Linked DNA regions of Homo sapiens: region 1 is linked to region 2. Evidence: chromatin contacts called from ENCODE Hi-C data. All regions are on one chromosome and are shown on one strand. The core of a region is the stretch at or near the end of the contact, and the rest is flanking DNA. Distances in the headings are between cores, read along the strand shown. Region 1 has its middle 27 kb from the start of CYSLTR2. Region 2 holds the start of MED4 (mediator complex subunit 4).

What was found. Hi-C counts contacts between places; a loop is a spot of excess contacts on that map.
Region 1: a loop to region 2 is called in a map of HepG2, with 6 times the contacts of the local background. The contact joins the enhancer-like site here to the promoter of MED4 in region 2. A Hi-C loop is called at or near these places in 1 of 168 maps with a recorded cell type or tissue (HepG2).

What each region holds. Positions count from the first base shown.
Region 1 is chr13:48,624,729-48,629,334 of GRCh38, reverse strand. No RefSeq gene overlaps it. Among named protein-coding and RNA genes, the nearest start is that of CYSLTR2, 27 kb to the left of the region's middle. Within about 2 kb of position 3,179, at least 9 of the 41 ENCODE cell types and tissues checked have a DNase peak (open chromatin) inside an H3K27ac peak, as active enhancers do.
Region 2 is chr13:48,091,606-48,096,614 of GRCh38, reverse strand. MED4 (mediator complex subunit 4) reads left to right here and starts at 1,511. Exons shown (of 7, transcript NM_014166.4): 1 at 1,511-1,661. The coding sequence starts at 1,537. RefSeq lists a silencer at 2,008-2,302.

The DNA of each region.
Region 1 (4,606 bases), core at 1,930-4,429, 530 kb before region 2:
TCAGCCCTTGTTCATGCCCTTCAGAGGCTCATTCCAGTATGCAGCCATTTTAGTCATTGTTTCATCTGTTTCTTTGACATCTTTACAGAATGTAAGTTCATAAAGGCTGGGCACGTCTGCCTTGTTCTTTCTGTTTGTGTCCCTAGTTCTTTTCAGAATGCTGGGCACATAGCCGAAGCTAGTAAGTCTGGGTTGAATGAATGAATGGCTAAAGTTCTCCAGTAGATTATGTACTGGGAAGTCCTCTATATGCAAACAGTTCTTTTTTTTTTTTTTTTTTTTTTTTGAGACGGAGTCTTGCTTTGTCACCAGGCTGGAGTGCAGTGGCAGGATCTCGGTTCACTGCAACCTCCGCCTCCCAGGTTCAAGCAATTCTCCTGCCTCAGCCTCCTAGGTAGCTGGGACCACAGGGGTGTGCCACCACACCCAGCTAATTTTTATATTTTTAGTAGAGACAGGGTTTCACCATGTTGGCCAGGAGGGTCTCAATCTCTTGACCTCGTGATCTGCCCACCTTGGCCTCCCAAAGTGCTGGGATTACAGGCATGAGCCACCACACCCAGGCACAAACAGTTCTAATACATGTGAGAACACTGTGTTGAAAATGCTCATGGCCAGGCAAGGTGACTCACACCTGTAATCCCAGCACTTCGGGAGGCCAAGATGAGAGGATAGCTTGAGCCCAAGAGGTTGAGGCTGCGGTGAGCTGTGATTGAGCCACTGCACTCCAGCTGGATGGCTGCTGCTTCTTTTTTTTTTGAAGCCTGTTTCAAAAACCAAACTTGATATGGTTTGGCTGTGTCCCCATCCAAATCTTGAATTCTAGCTCCCATAATTCTCATGTGTCATGGGAGACACCTGGTGGGAGGTAATTGAATCATGAGGGTGGGTCTTTCCCATGCTGTTCTCATGATACTGAATAAGTCTCATGAGATCTGATGGTTTTATAAAGGGGAGTTCCCCTGCACATGCTCTCTCTCCTGCCTGCTGCCATGTAGGACATCCCTTTGCTCTTCCTTCTTCTATCATGATTGTAAGCCCTCCCCAGCCATGTGGAACTGTGAGTCCATTAAACCTCTTTCCTTTATAAATACCCAGTCTTGGGCTGGGTGTGGTGGCTCATGCCTATAATCCCAGCACATTGGGAGGCCAAGACAGGTGTATCACTTGAGGTCAGAAGTTTGAGACCAGCCTGGTCAAAATGGTGAAACCCCATCTCTACTAAAAAAATACAAAAATTAGCCAGGCATGGTGGCATGCACCTGTAGTCCCAGCTACTCAGGAGGCTGAGGCACTAGAATCACTTGAACCCAGATGACAGAGGTTGCAGTAAGCCGAGATGGCGCCACTGCACTCCACCCTGGGTGATAGAGTGAGACTTGGTCTCAAAATAAATAAATAAATTACCCAGTCTCAAGTATGTCTTTACAACATGAGAACAGACTAATACAAGACCCAAGAGTGATCTTGTTAAAGGTGATTTTGATCATGTCACTCCTCCAGTCTACAGCCTCCAGTGCCCTCCATGTCAAGGTCTTATGGCTGTGGCTAAGGCCCTCTCTGATACCTCCTTCCTATCCTTACCTCTCTCACCTTCCCCTGGTCACTCTCCCCCTTGTTCACTCCATGCCTCTGTGTTGTTCCTTGAACAAATCAAGCACTCCCTGACAGTAGGGCCTTTGCCTCTGCCTGCAAGGCTCTTCCCCAGCTGTCCACCTGGCTTCTCCCTCACCTGCCTCAAGTCTTTCCTCAGGTGTCACTTTCTCAGTGAGGGATATCTCGATTACTGTATGTCAAATTGCACCCAACCCACCCCTCACTCCCAAAACTCTACTCATTTCTATTTTTTGCATCTCACTTAGCACCTCCTCATATGTCATATGACTTGTCAATCTGTTATGCCTTTTCACCGTGCCAAGATATGAGCTCCACAGGGTAGGGACTTCTGTTTTGCCCACTAAAGCTGACACACAGAAGGCATTCAGTCAATGTTTGCTGAGTGAATGAATGAATGAATGAATGAAATGAATGCTTCTGCTGGGACAAAAGTGTCATTTCTTAACAAAAAGCATTTTTTAAAGGGCAGACAGCCATCCTCCCAATGGTTTGTGAAGACTGAATTCCTTGGTTAATTTATCTCCAGGCCACATTCCTCATACCCAGTTTAAGCTGGGATTTTTCCAAGTCAATAAAATCAGGATTAAATTTTTAAAAAAATGTTGGTGAATGCACCTAACACAGTTCCTGGCACAGTATAGGTACCTTATAAATTGTTTCTTCTCCCCTTTCTGATAAGTATGGAATTTTATTATCCTGAAGGAGTGGGATGGAGGCTTGTTTAATAGGAGTCCTTCCGGTAAGAGGGACAAATGATCTGGGACAACAGCAGAGATTGCTCTTCCAGACTTGTGGATAGCAATGACACATCAAAACACTGACAGCATGGAAAGGCATCTCCATAGAAGTAAGCTATAGAATTTCTGGGCTCCTGAACAAGGAGACTACCACAAGCCTGCTCTCTGCATTTGGGCACAATTTTTACTGTTGATGGCCTTGCCCTTGCTCCTTAGTGTCCCCTGGCATTTTGCTTATTTAAAAAATTGTTTATTTATTTATGTTTAAACTCCTCTTACTATCATTCCCAAGCCTTCTGACATTTTGTTTCAAAGCATAGTATCAATATCAGAATGATCTGAAGTACAAAACAGTGGTTTGTGTTCGTCAAGGGGTGCTGGCACCATGAGTTGCAGTTTGACATAATCTCCCGCTCTGGGAACCCCAGCCCTTGAGATTGAAATTTCTAAGCGGCAGTAAAATCACTTAGCAATGGCTCTTTTTAGTGTAAGTGTTGCAGGATTTTTAAGGAATTAGAGAGATCGATGGAGTTCAGGAGGATATTTATCAATTATTTAGGTGCACCAGCCCAGTCAGATTAACATCCAAAGGATTGAGCCCTGAACAAAGAGTTAAGTTACATTTTAAGCATTTCATGGGGCAGGGAGAGATCTGTGCAGGGGGAGGCATACTACAGAAGTGAGAAAAAAACGCAGTTATTCAATCAGTTGAGATATGCATTACATCATTTCTTACTTTTCAAAGAAAAACATGTTTTGCAACTTGAGTTTATCTGTCTAGTGACCTTGCAGCTGCACAGCTAGGGAAACAGGATTTTCACAATGCCTGGGAAAGGAGGAGAGATAAGGTTCACTAGCCACAGAAAAACAGGCAGTTAATTTTTAAAGGACTCCAACTCTTCCTTTTTCTCAGGCGGAATTGGGTTTTCTTACATACAACTGAGTTTTTGCTTACACACTCCTTAATTTCTTTTAATTCCTGTTCCATAAGGAGGCACCTATCTCTCCAAGGAGAGCCTGGGTGACTGACACTTGCTCCAGTTCACTGTTCCACAATGAGCAGCTCTGTGCAAACCTATCCCCAAAGGCTGAGTTTGCTGAGAAGCCAAAGAAAAAGACTCACAAATCCAATTTCTCAGAAAGAAACATTTAATAGGGACTTATGAAAAGAAGCCATGTCTTGGGAAGCTGAGAGATGGTAGATCCCTGTACCCACCCTCCAGAAAGTATTTTTTACATAGCAATTTGTTTTGGTGAAACGTGTCACTGGTCATGTCTCCGACCCTCGGCAAAACTCATGACTAGTGGAAAAGCTAGGTAAGCATCTTTATGAGGGGTTATCTATGCTGCAGTCCTTGTTTCTTGACCTTGCTGCAGAATGCCTTGGTCTACAGGAGTCAAACATTGGTCATTATGATAGTTTCACTTCAAGGTGGTATCACTCTTGCCATACAACAGGATATTCTCTTATACTCCACCCTATAAAACTGGTCCTTACAATCTCATGTGCCCTCCTCTTCTGGGATAGTCCCTGCACCTAGATGGAGGATGCTTGATATTGTATAGCTTTAGCAATAGTGCATTGGCTCCATTGGAGCTGCCATGACAACAGTAAAGGCAAAGCAGGGCAGTAAACAACATATGCATTTAATACCTAAACCAAGAACTAGCTTCATCCAAACCTGCCCAAAACCAGTCATTCAAAAGAGGGGTTTGGTCTGAAAGAGTGGTTATTTGGGTTTTCATATCAGTCATTAATTTAGTGATGTTATCTGATTCATCAGGAATATAAACATAGCATTCAGTTTTTATGATTGCACAAGCCCCCCTTGTGTAACAGTGAGCACGTCTAAAGCCATGTGCTTTTGGAGGACAGACTTTCTCATGAGAGTGACTTCTGTGTTTCAGAGAGAGATTCTCTTGTGGCTATTATTAAAAGCTTTCTTTGTATAATTTGTTACAGCTTCCACATGCTAAATAACATCTTTGATGTCCCGTTGAGGAAGGAAAATAGAAGCTAAGTTGTTGTACCGATAGAAAACAGATTGGGCCCAATGGGATTCCAAATGAAGGAAATTCCCAGGCTTTGAAAGAGTGTGAACTATCTGACCTTGCACCCGTGTGTAACCGAAAGAACATATTAATTTGTGCCATGCATCCAGGAAGTTCCATGTGGGCCAACCAAGAGATGCCTGGATATATTACCCATTCTGTAGCATGCGAATCCATACTTTTAATATTATAATATATAA
Region 2 (5,009 bases), core at 262-2,761:
ATGGCTTCTCATATAGTTTTGTCTATGGGAAAAAGATATGTTTGGCACTATTACTTTTCATCGTAAGTGAGTAAATCAGCATTCTAGATTACGCAGCAGTTGCTATGAGTGAATTTATTTAACATGAATTTCTAAAAGACTTGTCAACTCTGGGTGCCCAGGAGTCAGGTTTAGCACCTCCAAAAAGACAGAGTAGAGGATGAGACCCTGAAATGAAAGGACTACAGGTACTACTACCTCATGGGAGTGAGGCAGTCCCAGACCATCTTTTATAATAGCAATATGGAATCCTCATTCCCAATAGGCTTGTAACTTTGCTTTTTTCTGGTAGAGAGTGATCCCTACTACATTGTTATCCCTAGGAAAAGTAGGCTAAGACGTATTTTTGCCTTTGACAACCAGTTCTGGTTTGGAATGTGTGGTACATCAATGACTTAAACTATGTTAATTAACTACTACTTATGTACTGTATTGGTTCCTTCAGTTCAATAATTAACCTGAGTAATGAGCAAAACATTTTGTTGGAAGATGTATGGCTATAAAGATGGATTATAGCAATGTGGAAGTAACCTAACTGTCCATCGTCAGATGAATGGATGAACAAAAGGTGCCATATGCATACAATGGAATATTAGTCTTAAAAAGGAAAGATATTCCAGCACATGCTACATCATGGATGAACCTGGAGGACATAATGCTGAGTGACATAAGCCAGACACAAAAAGACAAATACTGTATGATTCTGCTTATATGAGGTACCTAGAGTAGCCAAACTTACAGCAATGGAAAGTAGAATGGTGGTTGCCAGGGCCTGGAGAAGGGAGGGATAAGGAGTTAGCATTTAGTGAGTACAGAGTTTGTTTTACAAGATAAAAGGTTTTGGAGATGGATAGTTGCTCAACAGTATGAATGTATTTAATGCCACTGAACTATCCACTTAAAAATGGTTAAGGTGGGCCGGGTGCGGTGGCTCACGCCTGTAATTCCACCACTTTGGGAGGCTGAGGCAGGCGGATCACGAGGTCAGGAGATTGAGACCATCCTGGCTAACAAGGTGAAACCCCGTCTCTACTAAAAATACAAAAAATTAGCCGGGCGTGGTGGCGGTCGCCTGTAGTCCCAGCTACTCGGGAGGCTGAGGCAGGAAAAATGGCGTGAACCCAGGAGGCGGAACTTGCAGTGAGCCAAGACATCCGCGGCGATGCACTCCAGTCTGGGCAACAGAGCGAGACTCGTCTCAAAAAAAAAAAAAGAAAGAAAGAAAGAAAAAAAACCATTAGGCCCAGGAGAATCAGACTGCGTTGCCCCCACTGTTCTCAGTTCAGCTGTCGCTCCCAGGGTTTGGACCAGAAAGCCCTCGCCGGCCCAACAGATGGCGCCGGTGTCCGCAGTGCGCCTCCAGGCCCAAAGGGGGCGCTCTCGCCAGGCCTCTTTTTCCTCTCCTGGGTGACTCTTCCGCCTTCCGAGCCCGCCTTCTCGCCACGCACCTGCGTCAGCTCGCTCTGCGCGTGCGCCGGTGGCGGGACTCTGGGGAAAATGGCTGCGTCTTCGAGTGGTGAGAAGGAGAAGGAGCGGCTGGGAGGCGGTTTGGGAGTGGCGGGTGGTAACAGCACACGAGAGCGGCTGCTGTCTGCGCTTGAGGACTTGGAGGTCCTGTCTAGGTAATGCGGCGAGCCTGAGAGCCGGGCTGGAGCTGGGCCGGGGGACTGACCCCGGAGCCGGCCGGCCCTGCGTTTGTGCTCGTTCTCGGGGTTCGGCGGGGAGGGCCAGCTCGGGAGTTTCGGGTGCATGAGGGTCATGGACGTGGGGTCCGCAGCCCTCTGGCACTCTGGGCGGCGGTTTTTCCCGTTAGAGGGAATTTTAGTAATGATAAGAACTCGCGCGGTCTGAGCCTCTTCGTCCGCGGCCAGCCACTTAACATTTATGGAACGCTCCTTGGGGGCTCAGCATTGGGGAGACGGTAGTGAAGGGTAGACTGGATGCCAGCTGTCGAGAGAGAGACAGATGTGTAAACTGGCTTGGGGCCTGTTTTTATTAGAGGGCTGCGCTGCGGGGTACTGGAGCACAGGGACTAGGCACCTTTTTTGGTTGTAGTCAGGGCAGGCCCTCTGAAGAAAGTGCTGCTTGGGAAGCATGAGCTCGCCAAACTCACTAGGCAGCACAGATAGATGGAACAGCAAGTGCAAAAAGCCTGGCTTGGTGGAGTTGCAAGTTGTTTAGGATGGTTGTGTGTCAGAGATAGGAGATGAAATTAGATGTCGTTCTTCATATTCTGTCACCTTTCATGATAAGTCTTTCAAGTTGAAGCCTTCCTTGACTCCCTCCCATTGACTTGGATGGTAAATTATCTTGGTTCTACCTCCTAAAGTGTCGCTCCAATTTGCCCTCTCGTTCCAACCCCGCTGTTCATAACTCCTTCTTAAATGTAGCCTCCCAAACAGTTTTAATTGCCTCATGCTTCTGCACTTTATCCTTTTATATTGGCCGATACCAGTTTTAAAAGGCATCTTATATCACTTTTCTGCAGAAAAATTATATAAAAGCTACCTCATTGGTAGGTTTGCGTTGTCCAGTGAGGTAAAGTTCAAATTCTTTAGTCAGACTTCCACATCTTCAGTGCCATTCCCAGTCTACTCCCGATTTGGTGAATGATTCATATATCCTTCAGAATCCAGCTCAAATGTCACTTTTTCTATAGCCAACATTCTTTGACAGCTTTAGAATAAATCTTACCTGTTGTATTTTAAAATATACGTGATATAATCAGCACTTTATTTTTGGTGTAAATTTAGTCCTTGCCATCGTATTGCTACCAAGTTACCAGGTCAGCACAATATTTAATGATGGAAGAAAACCCGAAAACACCTAGACAGCAGAAATTAAATGGCTTATGTGTTTGATCCACTGTTTAAAATAAACTGTATTAGGGCCGGGTGTGGTGGCTCACGCCTATAATCCGAGCACTTTGGGAGGCCAAGGCGGGCGGATCATTGGAACTTCTTCACAGAATGAAGCTGCTCTGGTGGTGTGACTGGCTTCCAGAAAGGTCTCATGTGTTCACTCAGAGGTAGTTATGTGTACTGATTCTGTGATCTGTGAAGTTTGTCAGTCTCTGAATGTAATTTGTGTCTGGCTTGCATTTATGAAAATGAGAAGAAAAATCACGAATATACCTTACATATTTTTAGATTTAGCCTCTTTAAAAATAGTGGATTTATAACTTAGGATCTTTTTTTTTCTATTAACCTGATTATATAGCCTTTCGGGATATTTATTAGTTTATAAAATGTAATGCAAGGAGATAGTCTTAAAAAGTTGAAACACAGGTTGTAGGCTAAACGTTTTTTTTAACCCATTTGTAACTCAAAACTCATTGTTCCACAGAACCATGTTGATAGGAATCTTGAGTTTTCCACACCAGCCTGTTAATTCTGTTTACCTGAAAAGTGTATTACTGCTAATAATGTAGGCTCTAACCGCTATGGAAATTTTATTTCTATGGGGAATTGTGTCTGGATTCTAATGCAGTATGCTGGGAATGCACCTTCTTTTTAGCAGGACAGGGCTCTTGAGTGTGGGGGCTTCCTTTGGCCTCTTTTTCGCAGTTGGGGAGGACAGGGGTTTCTATTTTGTCCTGGACTGTTACAGAACATGACTAAGTCTTAGAGACTTCTACCTCCCCTCTACTCCGGCGCCTAAGGCAAGCCTTGTAAAGCCTTCTGTGGACTCACGCTCCCAGATTTGCAAGAACAGAGGAAGGCTTATCCCACATCTCCTACCATAGCCCCACTCTAGTCAGCACCACTCCTGCCCCACCTGAAACCAGCTTTTACTTAGACCAGAGGTTCTCAACCGTCTATGTCTCACTTGTGGCGTACACTAAAAAGTTTACTTAACATGCTGTTTTCATACGCTGTTGATCCATCAGCAAGTCCTGTTAGCTCTACCTCCAAAAGATATCTGAAATCTGTCCATGTTTCTCCCATCACGATTACTAAGTCCTGGAGGCTATAACCTCGTCAAAACCAGTGTCATTTTTTGCCTGGAACACTACAGAAACCACCTAACTTACTTCCTGTTCTGGCCCTCTTACAGTCTATTTACCAGATCACTCAACAGTTTTTAAAAGTATAAATCAGGTCATGCCATTTCCCTGTTTAAAATAACCCAGTGGCTTCTCATTGCATTTAGAATGAAACACTAGGCCGGGCGCAGTGGCTCATGCCTGTAATCCCAGCACTTTGGGAGGCCGAGGCCGGCGGATCACCTGTGGTCGGGATTTCGAGACCAGCCTGACCAACAGGGAGAAACCCCATCTGTACTAAAAAAAAAATACAAAATTAGCCGGGCGTGGTGGCACATGCCTGTAATCCCAGCTGCTAGGGAGGCTGAGGCAGGAGAATTCTTTGAACCCGGGAGGTGGAGGTTGGGGTGAGCCGAGATCGCGCCATTGCACTCCAGCCTGGGCAACAAGAGCAAAACTCCATCTCAAAAAATAAAAAATAAAAAAAGAATGAAACACTAATCTTTACCATAACTATAAGGCCCTACGTAATCTCACCCCTAGCCACCTGGCTGCTACATCCTCACTTTGCTTTCCTCTCCCCATTGTGCCAGGCCCTGGCTACACCTCCTCAGCTCCATCTTTGGGGCACTGAACTGTCTGTGTCTTCTACTGTGCTCTTTCCTTCCAGACATCTTGGCTGACTTCTCTCATTTAATCCGTGTCTTATGTCAAAGCTGTGCCCTTAGGAAGACCTTCTCTGACCACCCTATTGAAGTAGCCAACCCACTCCCCCAGTAGTCTCTAATAAAACATTGCTTTATTTCCTTCCCAACCCTTATCACTCTAGGTTTATTTCTTCTCTTAGTTCTTCTTGTCTCTTGTATTAGAATTTAAGTGCCATTGTTCACTTTGATACCCCAAGTATCTAGAAAGTGCCTGGCACATGATAGGCACTCAATAAATATTTGATGAATTAGTGAATAAATGAAGACTTTGCATTCTT